Regions from separate parts of the Mus musculus genome. Here region 2 is linked to region 1. Evidence: chromatin loops called from intact Hi-C (ENCODE). Cell type or tissue: left cerebral cortex. All regions are shown on one strand. Each heading gives the region's core, and the rest is flanking DNA. Links, peaks and the distances in the headings are about the cores only.

Evidence for each region. Hi-C counts contacts between places; a loop is a spot of excess contacts. Peaks named below come from ENCODE experiments on the same cell type or tissue, not always from the same donor. Only the 100,000 strongest peaks of a DNase experiment are listed, where the experiment ranks them.
Region 2: it touches region 1 in a loop (2.1-fold over the local background); 3 of 42 quality-filtered maps call a loop at or near these places.

The regions. Positions count from the first base shown.
Region 1 is chr13:55,825,040-55,833,053 of GRCm38, reverse strand. It overlaps Pitx1 (paired-like homeodomain transcription factor 1), which reads left to right and starts at 1,629. Exons shown (of 3, transcript NM_011097.2): 1 at 1,629-2,282; 2 at 4,379-4,614; 3 at 6,443-8,000. The coding sequence starts at 2,114. The coding sequence ends at 6,985. In left cerebral cortex, for the core only: no CTCF peak of the experiment used is centred there; a DNase peak (open chromatin) is centred at 3,939.
Region 2 is chr13:56,068,546-56,076,559 of GRCm38, reverse strand. It overlaps Macroh2a1 (macroH2A.1 histone), which reads left to right. Exons shown (of 9, transcript NM_001159513.1): 9 at 2,168-2,938. The coding sequence ends at 2,333. Among named protein-coding and RNA genes, the nearest start is that of Gm31485, 49 kb to the left of the region's middle. In left cerebral cortex, for the core only: CTCF peaks have their summits at 4,074 and 4,281 (motif pointing right); a DNase peak (open chromatin) is centred at 4,216.

The DNA.
Region 1 (8,014 bases), core at 2,958-5,457:
GTGGACCAACCGAAGCACCTAGTGGGCTTCACTTGCAAGGAGAAATCAAGATACCCCAGGGCCTTAGTCAGCTCCCCGGAAAGCATCCTCCCTCCATCTTTGCCCAAATTCTGTCTCCCTCAATAGACCTGGCCCTAAGGAGCTGGGCACCTTGAAGCAAGGCCAAGGGAGTATGAGACAGTTCTGGCCCCACCCTGCATGTCTGCCCTTGCCCCCACAATTCTCACAAGGCACCCATCCAGGGCCCAGCTACTTCCCTCTGGTGGTAGAGAAGGTAGGAGAAGGACCAAAGGCAGAGCCTTGCAGTCCCCACCACTAACATACCTGTAGAGCCAACCCAAGAAATGACTACAGGAGAAGATGATGTCCTGGGCTCTGGACACTGGAGAACAGAGAAGTGCTTCTTTCCTAAGCCCTAGTCTACCCCATCAGTGGCTGGTTCAGGGGAGAGGTCTGCAGGTGAGGCCCAGAGACAGCCTAGGGGTCCTCCGTGGCTACAGAGGCAGGTCAGGGCCACCTCAGTTGTGACCTGTTTACTCAAGAAGCTGAAGTCCCTGGGCCAGTTAACAATTGTTGGATAAAATCCTTGGACAAACTTCATTGGAGCGTGAGGAGCTAAGGAGGGGACCACTCTTGTGAGCCTAGAGGGTAAAGTCTTTGCTTGGGGAGGGGGGAGCTCTGGAGCTACAGTTTCCTAGCAGTGTATCGGGAGAAAACCCAAAGGCTTCCTAAGCTCCCAGCCCAGGGTTGTGAGACATCAGTCACCTGGCCTACCAGGCCTCTGCTGAAGCCCTGAGAATTCAGAAAGTAGGCCCCACACTGGAGCAAAGTTACCCTAAAGGAGGGCAGAGGCTGGCAAGGCCTACCTGGTGGCTGCCAAAGACCTGATCATTGTAGGTGCAAAACAAAGGGGGATGTGGAAAGGCCACGGGCCTGGTGGGGCTCTTGGGGTCTCCAGTCCCACTCGCCATGGCCTAGAGCCAACAGAAACGTTTCGTCTGATTAGAAGCCGTCATCTCTACCCCAATTCCGGAAAATTGACTGCGGTGCAGAGAGGAAGGCCATGAGAGCAGCCTTAGGGGAGAGGGTCCAAACTAATTAGAAGACAGCATCCGGGGCCCATTAGAGCTCGCAGGCTGCTGTCACTCAGCCGGCCCCGAGTTCCTGGGAGAAGCGACTGAGGTAGGAGGGGCCCGTCTGCCCCTCGAGGACGACACCACCGCTGGGAGCTGCAGCAACCGGGAACCGGCCCCCCGGCTCTGCCACTGACTGCCCTGGCGCTGGCTCGGAGGCGCCGGCTCAGAGCGATCCTGCTCAGCGAACCTTCACTCATTCTAAGTTGTTCTCTCCCGTGGCTGGGGACTTGAGGTGGCCCAGACAGGAGTTGACTCTCAGCGAAACAAGTCACTTGGGGCCCCCAAGGTGTGCACCAGCCGCCCGGGGCTAGCTGGCCAGATGCGTTTCTTTTGTGCGGCCAAGGGAGAAATTCGTGTGTCACCGGGGAAGGAGGGAGAGGCGCGGTGAGGCCGCGGGAGAGGGGGGGAGGTGAGGCGGCGGGAAGGTGGCTGCGACGGGGAGGGCGCGGGCGAGGCCAGGAGGGAGGGAGGGAGAGAGGGAGGGAGGGAGGACGGCGGGGAGGGCGCGGCGCGGGCGGCTCGAGGCTGGATTCCGCCCGCGCCCGCTCCCTCGCTCGCTTGCTCACTCGCTCGCGCCCTCCCTCCTTCTCTCCCAGCCCCCTCCCACCGAGGCCCACCCCACCCACCACCCCTGGCGCAGGGACTGCTGGAACCTGGCTGCGCGCACTGTCGTTTTCAGACAGACTCTGCGGGCTCCGACCCGAGCCTTAGAAACCGGCCTCGAATCGGGACTGGGGCCCGGGCCGGCCGGGCAGCTGAGGCCGGAGCAGCAGGAGCGCGTGGCGGAGCCCCGAGCCCCGAACCCGGTCCCGCAGCCTGGAGAGGTCGATGGAGCTCGAACGGCGTCGCTGTGGGCGCGGGCAGCCCTGGGGGGCAGCCGCTTAGGCGCCACTCTCTTGTCCCCAACAGGTCGCAGCCTGGGCGGCCGGGAGCTCCCAGCCCCGGCCCCTGGAGCGCCCGTTGCGGTCCCCACCTCCATGGACGCCTTCAAGGGAGGCATGAGCCTGGAGAGGCTACCGGAGGGGCTGCGGCCACCGCCACCACCACCGCACGACATGGGGCCCAGCTTCCACCTGGCCCGCGCCGCCGACCCCCGGGAGCCGCTGGAGAACTCCGCCAGCGAATCGTCCGACGCTGATCTGCCAGGTAAACGCGGCTCCCCCAACCCGCGGCGGGCATCCAGCCTCCGCGCACACCGGGCGGCTTGGCACGCAGCCGGGTCCCCTCTGCGTCTCTGCAGCGAGGAGCTTTCTTTTTCCTCCCTGGTCTTAACCTGACGATGAACACGGAAATTTACACGCGCGTTCGCACGCACACGCGAAGTCACTTCCAAACAGTCCCCCACACGCCAAGCCCTGAGTGGGACTGGCAGCCCCTCTGGAGCAGGAGCAGATAGCACGCGGGAGAAAAAAGTTGAGTTTTCCCTAACTGGTTGCTGAGGAGTCGCTGGGGCTCAGGGCGAGAAGCAGATGTGCAGGGAGTAGAAGGGGTGGCCAGACAAAGTGCCCAAAGAGACACCTTGACAGATGGAGGAAAGAATCCTAAAAGAAGAGGTGGGGTCACAGAGCAGGCTAGAAGAGAGGGGTCCGTAAAGCCGAGCTCGAGCTCTGGGGACAGCGAGAGCCAGCCAGCTAGGAGGCGCGGCCTGACTCCCGGCAGAGCCGGCAGAACCCTGCTGCAGCGGGGATCCTGGCCCACGTGGACACCTCAGCCCAGAGCCACCAGGGGTCCAGCCAGGGTGGGTTCTCGACTCCACAAATCCCCCAGTTGTCTTTTAAAAAACAAAACAAAACAAAACAACCCCGATCTCTTGAGCTGGGCCCGAGATTGGGTGGCTTCGGCCATGTCCGTTTCCAGGCCTGTCCTGTCTTGGAGCGGCTGTGCACGGGAGGGGGGTCCCAACCCCAAATAGTCACAGATCTCCAGGCTGCCTGGGACAGCCATCCCGGGCCCTGGGCATCTCTTCCACGTTTATTTAATCGGTATTTGTTTCTGTTTTGCATCTCTAAGTGACTTTTTTCCAACCTCTGTTTGCTTGGTTAGAAAACAAAGCTCTGAGTGTACTTTTGTTTTTAGAAGTTTTAAGCGTGGTGTTTGCTTAAAAAAAAAAAACCTGTAGAGATTGATTTTCAAATCAAATCTACAGGGATAAATTAACAATTTTAACTGTATGCTTCCTTTGACACAATTCACTAGGAGTATTTCTCTGAAATTTAAAAGAACCTACATGCCACAAGTTACTTGGAGAGATTTTTTAAAAGTCAATTCAAAATGGCGCATTTCTTTGAGATTCCCCCCCCCCCCATCAAAATCCATTCGTAGCAGTTTTATTTTGTGAATTTAAATCATCTCGCTGTAATGTATTTATCTAGGGTTTGGAAAGTATCTCTCCCAGTGTTTGTGTGAGGGAATCTAAAATTTACCTGCAGTGATGCATAGATTCTTTTTCCCAGAGAAATGGCCATCTGACTGGAGTTTATACACATTTGGCTGTGTGTTTAGTTTAGGGGTGTGTTCACAGGAACGGTTTTGACTTCTTGATCTACATTTGCTCCGGTTCTGCCTCCCTGGCTCTGAGGGTTTGTGCACCTTTCTGTTTCTAGGGAGAGAGCTCTGAGCTTTTCTAGGGCTCCGTTTTGGTTTGTAGTTCCTTTGCGTTATGTTTGAATGCTATTGACTACTGTGTGCATCTTGAGTAGCTTTAAAGAGACAGAGAGGCCCGGGTCACTTAGACAGAATATGTCTGTCTAGGCTGCAAATGGAGGGTTTTCTAGACCTCAGAATCCGAGGCCGGTAAGGCTGGGATCCAAGCTAAGTTGCGGCTCTGACACAGCCCTGGCAAGAACAACATTCCAGGCGACTACATGGCTCTTACCCCACAGATATGCTAGCTTCAGCTGGAAAGTTTTGATGCCCGTTCAGGAAAGCTGAGGTGTCCGCTCAGATTTAGACCTTCAAGAGTCTCAGCAGGGCCGCAGCCAGCGAGCTGCAGAAGCAGGCCCTGCCTAGCTGGGAACCCAGGCCCAGATGTGGCTCCCGGGCTCTTTGCTGTGGCACGCCAGATCTAGGGGTGCTTACTGAGAACCGGCACCCGGCCCTTCCTTTCCAGCGGGGAAACAGTTCCCAGGGCCCCTGGATGGAGGGAGGGAAGCCACCGCTGACGGCAGGCGCTTCGGTGGAGCCGGGACCGGGCGCGATAGTGTTAGCCCGAGGTGACTCGCGCCCATTCCTACCTGCTGCAGACAAGGAGCGCGGTGGGGAAGCCAAGGGGCCAGAGGATGGTGGCGCGGGCAGTGCTGGCTGCGGCGGCGGTGCAGAGGACCCAGCTAAGAAGAAGAAACAGCGGCGGCAACGCACTCACTTCACAAGCCAGCAGTTGCAAGAGCTGGAGGCCACGTTCCAAAGGAACCGCTACCCCGACATGAGCATGAGAGAGGAGATCGCGGTGTGGACCAACCTCACTGAACCGCGAGTGCGGGTGAGCGTGGGGCGCGTGCAGAGGGCTACCGGCTGGCACTCAGTAGCTTAGACTTACAACTCTGACCTCGCGGACCTTGCTTCGTAGGAGACCCCACTTTAGGCCCCAGCCAGCCACCCACGTCAGCCAGGTCCCTGGGCTACTGCTTTCTTAGCCCTTTTACCTGTCCCACAGGAGCTACTGCAAGCCCCTGTCGGAAGACCCTGTCCCTGCCCTGAACTCTGTCAGAATTACTCAGAGCCGGAGATTGGGCAGAGGATTCTCTGCCGCTAAGGACCTCGGGAGCTTTAAGCCTTCATCCCCTGGAAAACGAAAGGGAAAGACAGGTCGTGCCTGGCTGCCTCAGAGAGGCCTGAAAGGTGCTTGAGTTGGGGTATCTCAAACTTCTTGGAACTGTGATCTCATTCTGAATTTCCCTTCTCCAAACTGTTTTTGGAATATTCTCCATCTTTTCTGGCCAGTCAGCCAGGTACTAGCTGGACCTTTGCCTAATGCCCTTTCCCACTGTAGGTCTGGGGTCATGTGGAGCGGGACGCTGATAGTGAGTGGCCCTTCCACTACACTTTACAGATGTAAGGTCCCAGACCCAAGGCCACACTGTATTCTGGCACCTTCCACAGTTCCCAGCAAATGCTACCCGCTCCTTCAGGAGAAGTAAGGAAATCATTTCTTCCCTGGGTGGGCAAATATTTAATCAGACACTGGGAGCACTTCTCAAGCCAGACCAAAGTCCCACCTGCCTCGTGGAGCCCCTGCCATAAGCCCAACCTTCAGCCCTCCCCAGTGAGGCTGGTCCGACCCAGTGGGAGCCTGGATGCAGCAGACCTTCACCCTGTAATTCGGAGCTCACTAATCCTGCCCAGGTTTATGGGAGTGGGGATGGTGTGGGGTTGGGTAGATAGAATCAGGGCCTGGGAAAGGCTGGGGTACAGGGATCCTGGCCTGGAGAATGAGCTAGGAGGTCGGGGGCCAATGTTGGGAAGATAGGGGAAGTCGGGGAAGACGTGGTCAGGGAGAGAAAAGTGGTCCTTACCAAAGTTTTTAGGAGAAAACAGAGGTGGAGATTAGAGGGAAACTAATAAACTTACAGAAATTAAATATTTGCAGAGAAACATATTTGGATTATATTTAGGCAGCAGGAAAGAAATTAAATATTTAAGGGAAGCAAAGAGGTTAGGCATTTAGAAAAAGAAAGGATCGACTATTTAAGGGAAACAGTGAGGGTCAGATATCTGTAAAGAAGGGATAAACTAAATATTTAGAAAAGAATAAAATGGGGACAAGAAATAAAGAAAAAAACCAGACTGGAGTTTAGATAGTCAAGAAGTGGACAAAAATTTACATTTTGGGAGGAGAAAAATTATTAAATGTAATAAATGCCGATGAAAACAAAATAGTTGAACAACGAAACTCGTCTGAAAAATCGGAGATGGTCAGTTTTGAGGAAGAAAAATACTTTTTGTGTTTGAAGGAGACGAAAAAGATTGAACTACTAAGAGGGTGGTGGTACCCCATTTGGAGAGAGATGGCAGAAAGAAGACAGGTTGGGAGGGAGAAAAGAAAACGAATATTTGTTCAAACAAAAGAGAATCCGAGTCAGAAAAAGAAAATAAATTTAACTTGGGGAAGAGGATAAAAAAAAGCAGGGGGGGGTGTGGGGGAAGAGGAGAGGGCTCGTATTTTCTGGAGACGCGAAGGGAACCATTACAGAAAATCTCGGCAGAGGCCGAAGAAAATACGGGGTGTTAGGAGAGGAGGCTGCAGAGTTGGGGGTGAGGACCCTTCCTGGCCACCGCGGCCCTGACGTTTCTCCCGCTGGCTTCTCCAGGTCTGGTTCAAGAACCGGCGAGCCAAATGGCGCAAGCGGGAGCGGAACCAGCAGTTGGACCTGTGCAAGGGCGGCTATGTGCCGCAGTTCAGCGGCCTGGTGCAGCCCTACGAGGACGTGTACGCTGCCGGCTACTCCTACAACAACTGGGCGGCCAAGAGCCTGGCCCCGGCGCCGCTGTCTACCAAGAGCTTTACCTTCTTCAACTCCATGAGCCCGCTCTCCTCTCAATCCATGTTCTCGGCCCCCAGCTCCATCTCTTCCATGACCATGCCGTCCAGCATGGGCCCGGGCGCCGTGCCCGGCATGCCCAACTCGGGCCTCAACAACATCAACAACCTCACCGGCTCCTCGCTCAACTCGGCCATGTCGCCGGGCGCCTGCCCCTACGGCACCCCAGCCTCGCCCTACAGCGTCTACCGGGACACGTGCAACTCGAGCCTTGCCAGCCTGCGGCTCAAGTCCAAGCAGCACTCGTCGTTTGGCTATGGCGGTCTGCAGGGTCCGGCGTCGGGGCTCAACGCTTGCCAGTACAACAGCTGACCGCCCCGCCTGGTCCCCGGGGCCGCCGGCCAGCAAGGCTCACAGAAGGGAGCGCGCGGGAGCACGCGGGGCGCTCGCAGCTCCTCGGACCTCACCTCTGCGCAGCCCCTTCCTCCCCACCCCGCCTCCAGGTTGGTTTTGTGTTTGCTTTTTCCAGACCCCCGCTCTGTCCCCCAATGAATGAAAAGAAAAGAAAGCAAGCCAAGGGAGGGGGTCGGGTGGGGAAGAAAGAAAAAAAAAGAAAAAAAAAAAAGACGTCGGAGAAAAATGCTGGAGGTGGGGGTAAGTTGCAATGTCCCTGGCGATGGCGCAGATGGTGCGTTCAAACCCGGGATCCCAGCTGTCCACTACACCAATGGGACATGGCGGGGAGAAGCCAGTGTTCGGAGAAGATGCCGCGCGTCCCCGCCGGAGCGCCTCAACCCGTGAACTGAATGTAGGGAACCTGGAGGCCCTGGGATCGTTCACCCGGTCAAGAACCGAGGCGCCCTCTCCTAGCCCGACCCGTCCGAGTGCACGCGGGCGCGGATCACTGCTGGAGTTTACGCCTGGCTGAGGATGGCTGCGTCGCCGAGGATCTGGCGTTTGCGCTGGATTAGCCTAAGGTCCCGGGATGCCAGGAAGAGCCCAGCAGCACTGAGCTCTGGAGCCGCACACTTGAGGCCACTGAGCCGCAGCTGGCCGAGGCCAGCCAGCAGCAGGAGGAGAAGGGCTCAGCTCTGAGTTCCCCAGCCCCAAGCTTAGCCGCTAGCCCGGCCCTCTGCTCCACTCTGGGTCCAGGAGGTGGCCCAGCGAACAGCCCCCTTCTCCACTGTCCGCCTGCCCGTGCAAGAGTCGAGCCAGGAGAGCGAGGGGCCACAGCCCCAGGGCCCCCGCCCACTTTGCACACCCGCTCTCCGGCCCGCGCCCGTTTACAGCGTCCCTGTGTATGTCGGACTGACTGTATAGAATTATAAATCTGTCTATATCAACTTGTCCATGTACGTCTATTAAAACCATAGTCGGAGCGTGCTAAGCACCACTGAGCCC
Region 2 (8,014 bases), core at 3,047-5,546, 240 kb before region 1:
CAGAAGGATGTGCTGAGGTGGGCACTACCGGTACAAACCTCTCGCCCTCCCTTTCCCCACTCTCTGTACTCTGAGAGTCTAGATTACCGAGTCCTGCCCCACTGCCTACACATAGAGCATCGTTCCCAGCCAGAATGGCTGAAGGCCTGAGGGGCAGAAGTTCCAGGTCTGGAGTGCAAGACAGGCTATGCATGATGTCAGCACCAATCTCAGGTTCAGAGTTAGATCACAGGAGCCCTCCCTCAGCACCAATTACATACCCCTTTCCAGGGCCACAGCTGAACCGGCTACAAGTGACCCGCTCACTTGATGCTCTTAGGAAACTTAGGGGAATAGGCCGGGGCAACATGATCATCACATCACACACTTGGTGTGTGCCAGGCAGAGGGCAAGCACACCAGCTGGCTGATTACACAGGAGCACACAGCTGTGACCCTTTGGCTACTGGGAATTGCCGGAGGCCTTCCTCAGCTTGGCTCACCAGAACAGGTGTGAAGTGAGGCGGGCGGGCCTTTGGCAGCTGAGCCTGGCACCGGTGGACGAAGGGCCACACCTCCCCTTGCAGAGAACAGCTCCTTGCACTTCTCAGAGCCCATCTATTTATCCAGGTTATGCCTGCAGACTGAGGTCTGCCTCTCTGTTCCCTGGGCCTGAGAGCAGGCTCCAGCAGGATACACACAGCTGGCTATGGGCTGCACCACTGGAATGCACTCTGAGCAACAGATTGAGCATACCTCCTCCAGCAGTTCCCACCCAGCCTACTGTGCCAGCTGCCTGGTGTCCCGCGGTACCCTGACTTCTGTCATCATGTCCCTGATGTCCTCCAGCTTAGATGTCACCAGTCCCATTCTGGGAAGTCAACCAGACTGTCTGGAACTCCAAGCAGAGCTGTGTGTAGAGGGGTCCTGAGCCTGTATCACACCCCCACGGTGGCCCTCTAAGAATGCTCAGTGTTCCCGAAGCACGTAGGACTGCCCTGGTCCCGGGTCTCCCAGGTGAAAGCAGGGTCACGTGAGCTTTTCTTCTGTGGCCATGTGACGCCTTGAGCACCGGCAGCTGTGGAGAACGTGGCTCCCCGGGTGGGTCCGTGTCACGGGCACAGTGCAGAAAACCGGGGGTGCTGTGACCACATTGTCATCCCATAGAAGACCAGCCAGAATGGCAGGCAGGCGAAGGACCTCAGACTGCAGTGAGTGAGCAGAGGCATAGCTCTGAAAGGTGCTCCGAGCATAGCTTCCTTCCTGTAAGTGCGCGTGCAGCATTGAACCAGGAGCTGGCTCGGGCACACACGGACCCATCCGTGCTGAGCTCCCTCCCAGGTCATGAGTTCACATTCTGGGCCCCTTGTGACATTGATTGTCACACATCAGTGGCAGGATACTGACTCGGAGACTTCAGTGATAACCCGAAGTCAAGGTTATCCATACATGCCCCAGAACTCTGCTCTGCACCACAGCGGCTTCCCTGCCCTTTGCTGTGACACCAGCTGATGCAGTTTAGAGACGGGTCTCTGGACCCATGTTCACAGATGGCCTGGGTACTGCCTGTCCCCCATCTTGGTTCTGTCTGGATGATCTACAGTGGCCGTACTTTTGGTTTAGAATGAGTTGAGTTTGTTAGGCATGCAGTAAGCAGATAAGAGCACAGCAAGCGGCAGAGAGACCAGGTTGTGTTACGCTGACAACATCCAGCAGAAACAAACTCTAGAAGCCTAATGGAGAGAGAGAGCATGCATGAGCAAATGCAAACGGACTCGTAGAACTCAAAGCAGTCAGCAGTGACCTGCTGAGGGAGCCCACCAAGCAGTGCGGCTGTAGCACCGAGTTCTGAGCATCGCCCAGGCATGAGCTTGGCTTCTCGTCCTCACAGCAGACATTTTTATACTGCAGAATAGCAGGAACCTTGCTGGCTGGCTGCTCCTTCCCCTCGTGTCAGAGCCAGTCTGCCTCAGGACAAGGAGGCGAGGAGACCTGGGATAAGGAAGGTCACATTGTAGAGTTCAGTTCCCAAGTGCCAACAGCACACGGCAGTTCTCTAATACAACTTAACCCCGCGCGGACTTTCTTCATGCCCATGTGAGCCCAGTGTGAGGACCCCGCAGGGGAGGCCTGAGGTGGGCTCTCACCATAGACGCCCCGAGTGCTGACCACTATGCTCTCTCCTACAGGAACGGGTTCCCGAAGCAGACAGCGGCCCAGCTCATTCTGAAGGCCATCTCCAGCTACTTTGTCTCCACGATGTCCTCCTCCATCAAAACTGTGTACTTCATGCTTTTTGACAGTGAGAGCATAGGTATCTATGTGCAGGAAATGGCCAAGCTGGACGCCAACTAGGCCAGTGATCCCTAGAGCCAGCACATGCGGTGTCCCCCACCTCCAACTGGAAAGAAAGAAAAAAAAAAGAGAGAAAAAAAAATCCCCTCGCCTGGGACTCCTGTCCTCCTCAGTCCCGCTCACCTAGGGAAAATAAGGTTTTGGTTTCCGGTTTGATTGGTTTTTTTTTTTTTGGCCTTCTACAATGTTTTCTGTTAGCACTGATAGCCGGCATCGTCCTTGTTAAGCACTGCTTTCCAGACCGTGTCTGACTTAGTCAACCTAGAGGATTTTATAGTTTCACTCTAATGAAGTCCTGATTAACACAGAGCAGCGGAGCAGCGGTCCCTCCCCTGAGTGGCAGCAGCAGGAAGCCCCGTTTGTAATGTGCGTTGCGCTGCTTTACCGTACACCCAGTGGCATTCTTTTTACTATAACGGTTTTCCCCCCTCTCAGAAGAGAAATCTTAAAATTTGCAACAGACCTCCTAACTTTTGTTTACTTTTTTTGTCTTAACGATAGATTTGAAAATGAAAAATGTTAAAAAGACAACTGGATCTGTTGTCCGTATTATATTTGCAATCTGAAATTTGTGTGAATTGATTTAGTAAAATGTTAAACTGTTACGACTGGCCGTGTTTTGTGTTACTGTGTCCTAGGACACAGGTACAGGCAGCTTACACCCAGGAAGCTCCCGGATAGACCCTGTACCTCGGCAATTTGGTCAGACATCTGCTGGCCCTAGGGGTGTGTAGGAAATTCATGTTGGAAGCTTCAGTTCTCCCGAGTGTGGTTGGGGTGTCAGTTCCATCTCACAGAGCAGGTACCCAAAGCCACACTGAGTCTGATGCAGAGATCAAGGTCTTGGGCTCTGGGCCAGATCCCTCCTGGCCCCATCTGTCTCTAACTTGTGACTGGTTCTACAGATAAAACTCAGGCCATGAACCCTCTGCTTGTCTGCATTTGCTAGCCCCCCCCCCCCTACAGTAAGGTCCCTAGCAAGAGGGTCCCCAAAGATACTCTGTCACTGCCGAGGTCAAGGGCACTCGTGATAATCATCTAGATTTGCCTGAAAGCACAGAAGCCTTCTCGTATGTCCTTGGCAGGTGTCTGTCTAGAAGGGTAGGTAGAACCAGGGAGGAGGACGAAGCGCACTCCAGAGCATGGACCTATGTACAGCATCTCTTCTATGCCAGCTCTGGTGGTACATGCCTTTAATCGAAACTTGGAGGCAAGGGCTGGTGGAGCCCTGTGATATAAAAGCCAGCCAGGGCCACACAAACCGTGTCTCAAAAAACAAACAGATTTCCTTTCCACAGGAAGTCTGACGAAGTCCGGCCAGGTCAGGACTCAGTCTTAGCAGTAGCCACAACCACCTCCAACTCAGACCTGAGTGACACTTTCCTAGCTTCTGGCTCCAGAACCCTTTCTTAACCAGAGCAGCGCTAGGTTTAAATTGCCTCCTAGGGGCTTCATTTGGCATTGATTCCTCCAAGAGGGCGCACCTTAAAACAGGGCTCAGACTTTCCTAAGGAGTGTACCCAATACCCTAGAGCACGGCTCTCACATGTAGCATTCCCCCCCCCCCCCCAACACACACACACACACAAGGGCAGAGTAGACACTACTGTTTGCTGGTGGTTTGGACATGTGCTGTGTGCCAGGCACAGTAGTGAGTACTTCATAGGCAACGATGCACGTGCTTCCTTTCCATCACATAAAAAAGCAGGGCCCATTGTTAGCTGTGAGCCAGCTGTCTAGTGACAAGATGCTGCCACCTGTGGACAGACCCTGTCACTGATCACTCTGACAGCCCACCTGGCCTTGGTGGCAGTTCTAACTCGGAGAATGAGACATCCCAAGGCACCTATTAAGTGTGTAGGAGGAGTCCAGGTTTAAATGACTTGTGTTCCTCCACCTTTGAAACAATTCCAGTCAAGCAACTGGTAGAGTTTTTGAAGACCCTCCACTAGATGTCGCCCAAAGGATTGGGAAGGGACTGGGGAAAAAGGGGCAGCCAGTTTCTGCTCTTTCTTGGCAACAGCACAAAAGAATTTGTTGCAATTCTTGCGGTTTCCAAAAATCACCTAAATGGTTCTAAACGTTGACCATCCAGTGCACGGTGGTTGCTAGGATTGCACCTGCAGGGAACCTCTCAAAGCATGCGTATGTCTCCACTCGGAAGACCACGCTTGAGTTAGTAAAACGTCCACACCAAGTGCTGTGAGGGGACACATGCCAGTGTCCTCCCGCAGCCACAAGCTGCTGGGTTAGTGACAGCAAATACCACAGAACAGAGTCCCCATCTCTATCCAGAATCCAAGGCCGCATACCCTTGGATTCTACAGTGGCCCCAGACACTTAGGAAACACTTTCTCGTTTGTTTGTTTGTTTGTTTGGTATGAGCGTGGTATACGTGCACATGTGTGCCCTGATCTATGGAACGACAGCCTCTAGCCCTGGAGCTAGGCCGGCTGCCAACAAGCCAGCATGATCTGTCTGCCCTGCCACAGGGCTAATGGCATAGCCTCATGAAGCCACACCTGCCCTTTTTTTTTTCTTTTTCTTTTTTTTTTTTTCCATTTAATTTTTTTTTGTGGATGCTAAGAGTTTGAACTCGAGTCCTGACATTTCCGCAGCAAGTGCCAAGCCATCTCCTCTCCTCCCCTGACCTGTTTCTGAAGAGCAACCCGTGCTCTGAGCAGCAGGGCTCCACCCTGAGTAAGTCCATGGTTTTCTTAATAGCTTCTTCCATGAGCCTTCAAATGGCCTTTGGGATGTCACAGAGACCACAGCTCCAACTGGGACTGAGTTAGCAACAGCAGCTGCAAGTATCCCCCTCACACACACACACACCCACATCCTTCCCCCTGCTTCTCATGGCAAGCCTAGGAGGATGGTAACGGTCTTTACATGTAGGGAAACAGTTGACGCACACTCCTACAAGACCACATGGCTCTAAGGGGAGCTAGGATTCGAACCCAGCTCCACATGACTGTACAACCAGAGCTTTCCCAGGATGTACTTCCCTTTGGTATCAGTCCAGTATTTTGCACCGCCCTTGTCTGTCCACTGGCAGGGCCTGGGTGATCAGCCTGGGGACCATAAACAACTCAGTGTATGAAAGAATCAAAATGTATATACTGAAGGAACTGGAGAGGTGTTCATTGACTAAGAGAGATTCTTCCAGAAGACCCAGGTTTCATTCCCAGTACCCAATATGGTAGCTTAACTGTCCGTAACTCCAGTTCCAGGGGATCCAACACCCTCCTGGCCTCTCTGGGTACCACACACACACACATGATGCAGACACAAATGCAGGCAGGCAACAACACACCCACATGTTAGAAATGTGTGTCTGGGCAAGCTTGACATGAATTTTACAAATGTTTCCCGTGACAGAGGCCTCTGATGGTTGGCTTGTCACATAGACAGGCCAGGCAGTGCCTCTGTCCAGCAATGGCTTGCAGAAGTGAGTTTGCTTCCTGGTGTGGGAGGCTCTAGAGGGCTTCTTAGAACATGTAACCTAGCGCTAGACTTGGTAGGGAAGGTCGGGATCTTCTTAGACAAGGTGGGTGACAAATGGAGCATGGACAGAGAGCCCCCTCGACTCCAGGCTGGGGGCACCCTGGGCCCTTCTGCTGATGACCCAGGCCTCGCCCCTACCCCCACTCATGACGGCCACCCCTTCCCGCCTTCTGCACCCCACCCCCAGCATTTGACAAACTTATTTTCCATTCAGGGTCAGGTGCATATTGCAGCCAGCCCTGACAGACAGATTAGCTTATATGCTAAAGCGGGTGTGTGTGTGTGTTTGTGTTTGTGTGTGTGTGTGTAGAATTCCATGAGCAACAATCTCCCACTTCACCCAAAGCTGACAGCGCTGGCTCCCAGGGCTTCTAGGCTGTCTGCTCAGCCTTCCTCAAAAGGTGAGGCCCCAGCAAGCTTGTCCATTTCTTGTTTGTCATTTGGGCTGCTTGGTGATCACCCTGTGGTCCTGAGGGCAAAGCCTGGCCTGTAGTCTCATTAGCAACCATGATGTTTAATTTTCCCCAAGGCACCAATGTCGAACTTTATCTTAGAAGCTGGCTTTGGGGCCTCCTTGCAGGGATGAGGGGGAGGCTGGAGGGGGGGCGGCGGGCGATTTGCCTGAAGGTTCTGAGGCAGGGGAGAGCCTGGCGCCCATCCCTCAATGAGAAGAAAGAGACACATTCAATGGCAAGGGGAGAGGCCATCTTTTCTTGGGCTTTTCTTCTGTTTAGAACTTGACCTGTCATGTTTGCTTCTGGGGCTCCCTCATATCAAAATCATATCACATGACCCTCCCAACAGGTGAGGCAATATACTGCTCATTAATCCCAGGGCCCTGACATCCCCTGCACTCCCGGCTAAGGCATGTAAACAGACTGGCCTCTCCCTGACCCCTGGAAACCAACCCAGCAGGTGCTGTACTGTCAGACTCTGGAACTGTTGCAGAAACTTCCCTCCTCGGAAGATGCCTCCGCTACAGCCATGCCAGTAACTCCATCCTATGGCCGTGTGTGTGTGTGTGTGTGTGTGTGTGTGTGTGTGTGTGAACATGCACGCGGAGCCCCAGAGCTCTCCGTTTGGTCAAGGACAGAATTGAGGGACATGCAAATCACCATGTTTAAAACGTGAGAAGGCAGTGGGGGCTACCTCCCCCCTCCCACAAAACTACAGTTTCTGAGATGGCTTCCTTGACCTCTTTGCTCTGTGGAGTGGCCACCACTGTCTATAGCTCTGCCATCAGCTTCCCTCGAAGAACTTCAAACCGGTCTCCTGAAGACTCTGAACAGAGTCTGCTGGATTCCCCGGTCCAAAGCAGGCATGCTTTGTGATGTCTTCCCTGCCCTTGATGTCAACCTGGATGTGTTCTAAGGTACACACAGCGGGCGCCATTTGTCCTGGCCAAGACGTCCCCTGATTGCCTTCCTGAGCAAAATAGGGAGGCGGCCCCAGTGTCCGAGGTTAAAAGTCGTTACCTTGGCTTCAGGTTCACACCTGTACTCTAGTGAGGGAAAGAATACACAGTACCAGAATGATGCTCTCCGGATCTTGTGCCTTAGCACCTGAAACCAGAGTACTGAACACAGTAGAGAGTAACGCAGCTTAGAACACACAGAAAATGGGAAGCCGGTGTACCTTGCTGCCGTGAGTCCTTTCTGGTCCTCTGCCCTGGTGACTTTAACCGCAGCACCATCAGATGACATGTTGTCCTACCACCTCCCTCCAACAATCCATAAAGGCTTAAAGGGCAAGAGAGCCATCGCCTTTAGACCCTAGCTGGTGGCACACCCCTAGCTGACCATTATGGCTTGCTCAGGCCCCCCAATGAGACACTCTGGAATATCTGCCTGTGCACCCCTGCCCAGGCTGACCGGGAAACTTAATATTTCTGTACTTGGAAACCAGGCTCCCTGAGCTTAGGAGAATAAATTAGAGTCAAGTTCAAATAGGCTCAGCTGTGGCAGATGGGCAAATTGATTAGCTTCCCACCTGGGAGGTTAAATTCCACTGCCCCCCAAACCAGCAGCAGGGTAATGAGCTGTCAGTCAAACAGCGCAAGGCAAGGCCCCTCGCATAATTGAAACCCGGCAGCTCCTCATTAGGTCCCACAGAGGGCCTGGCTATGAGGTCTCACCTTGAGGTCCTCTGGCTGCACACATTAGAAAGGAAATGCC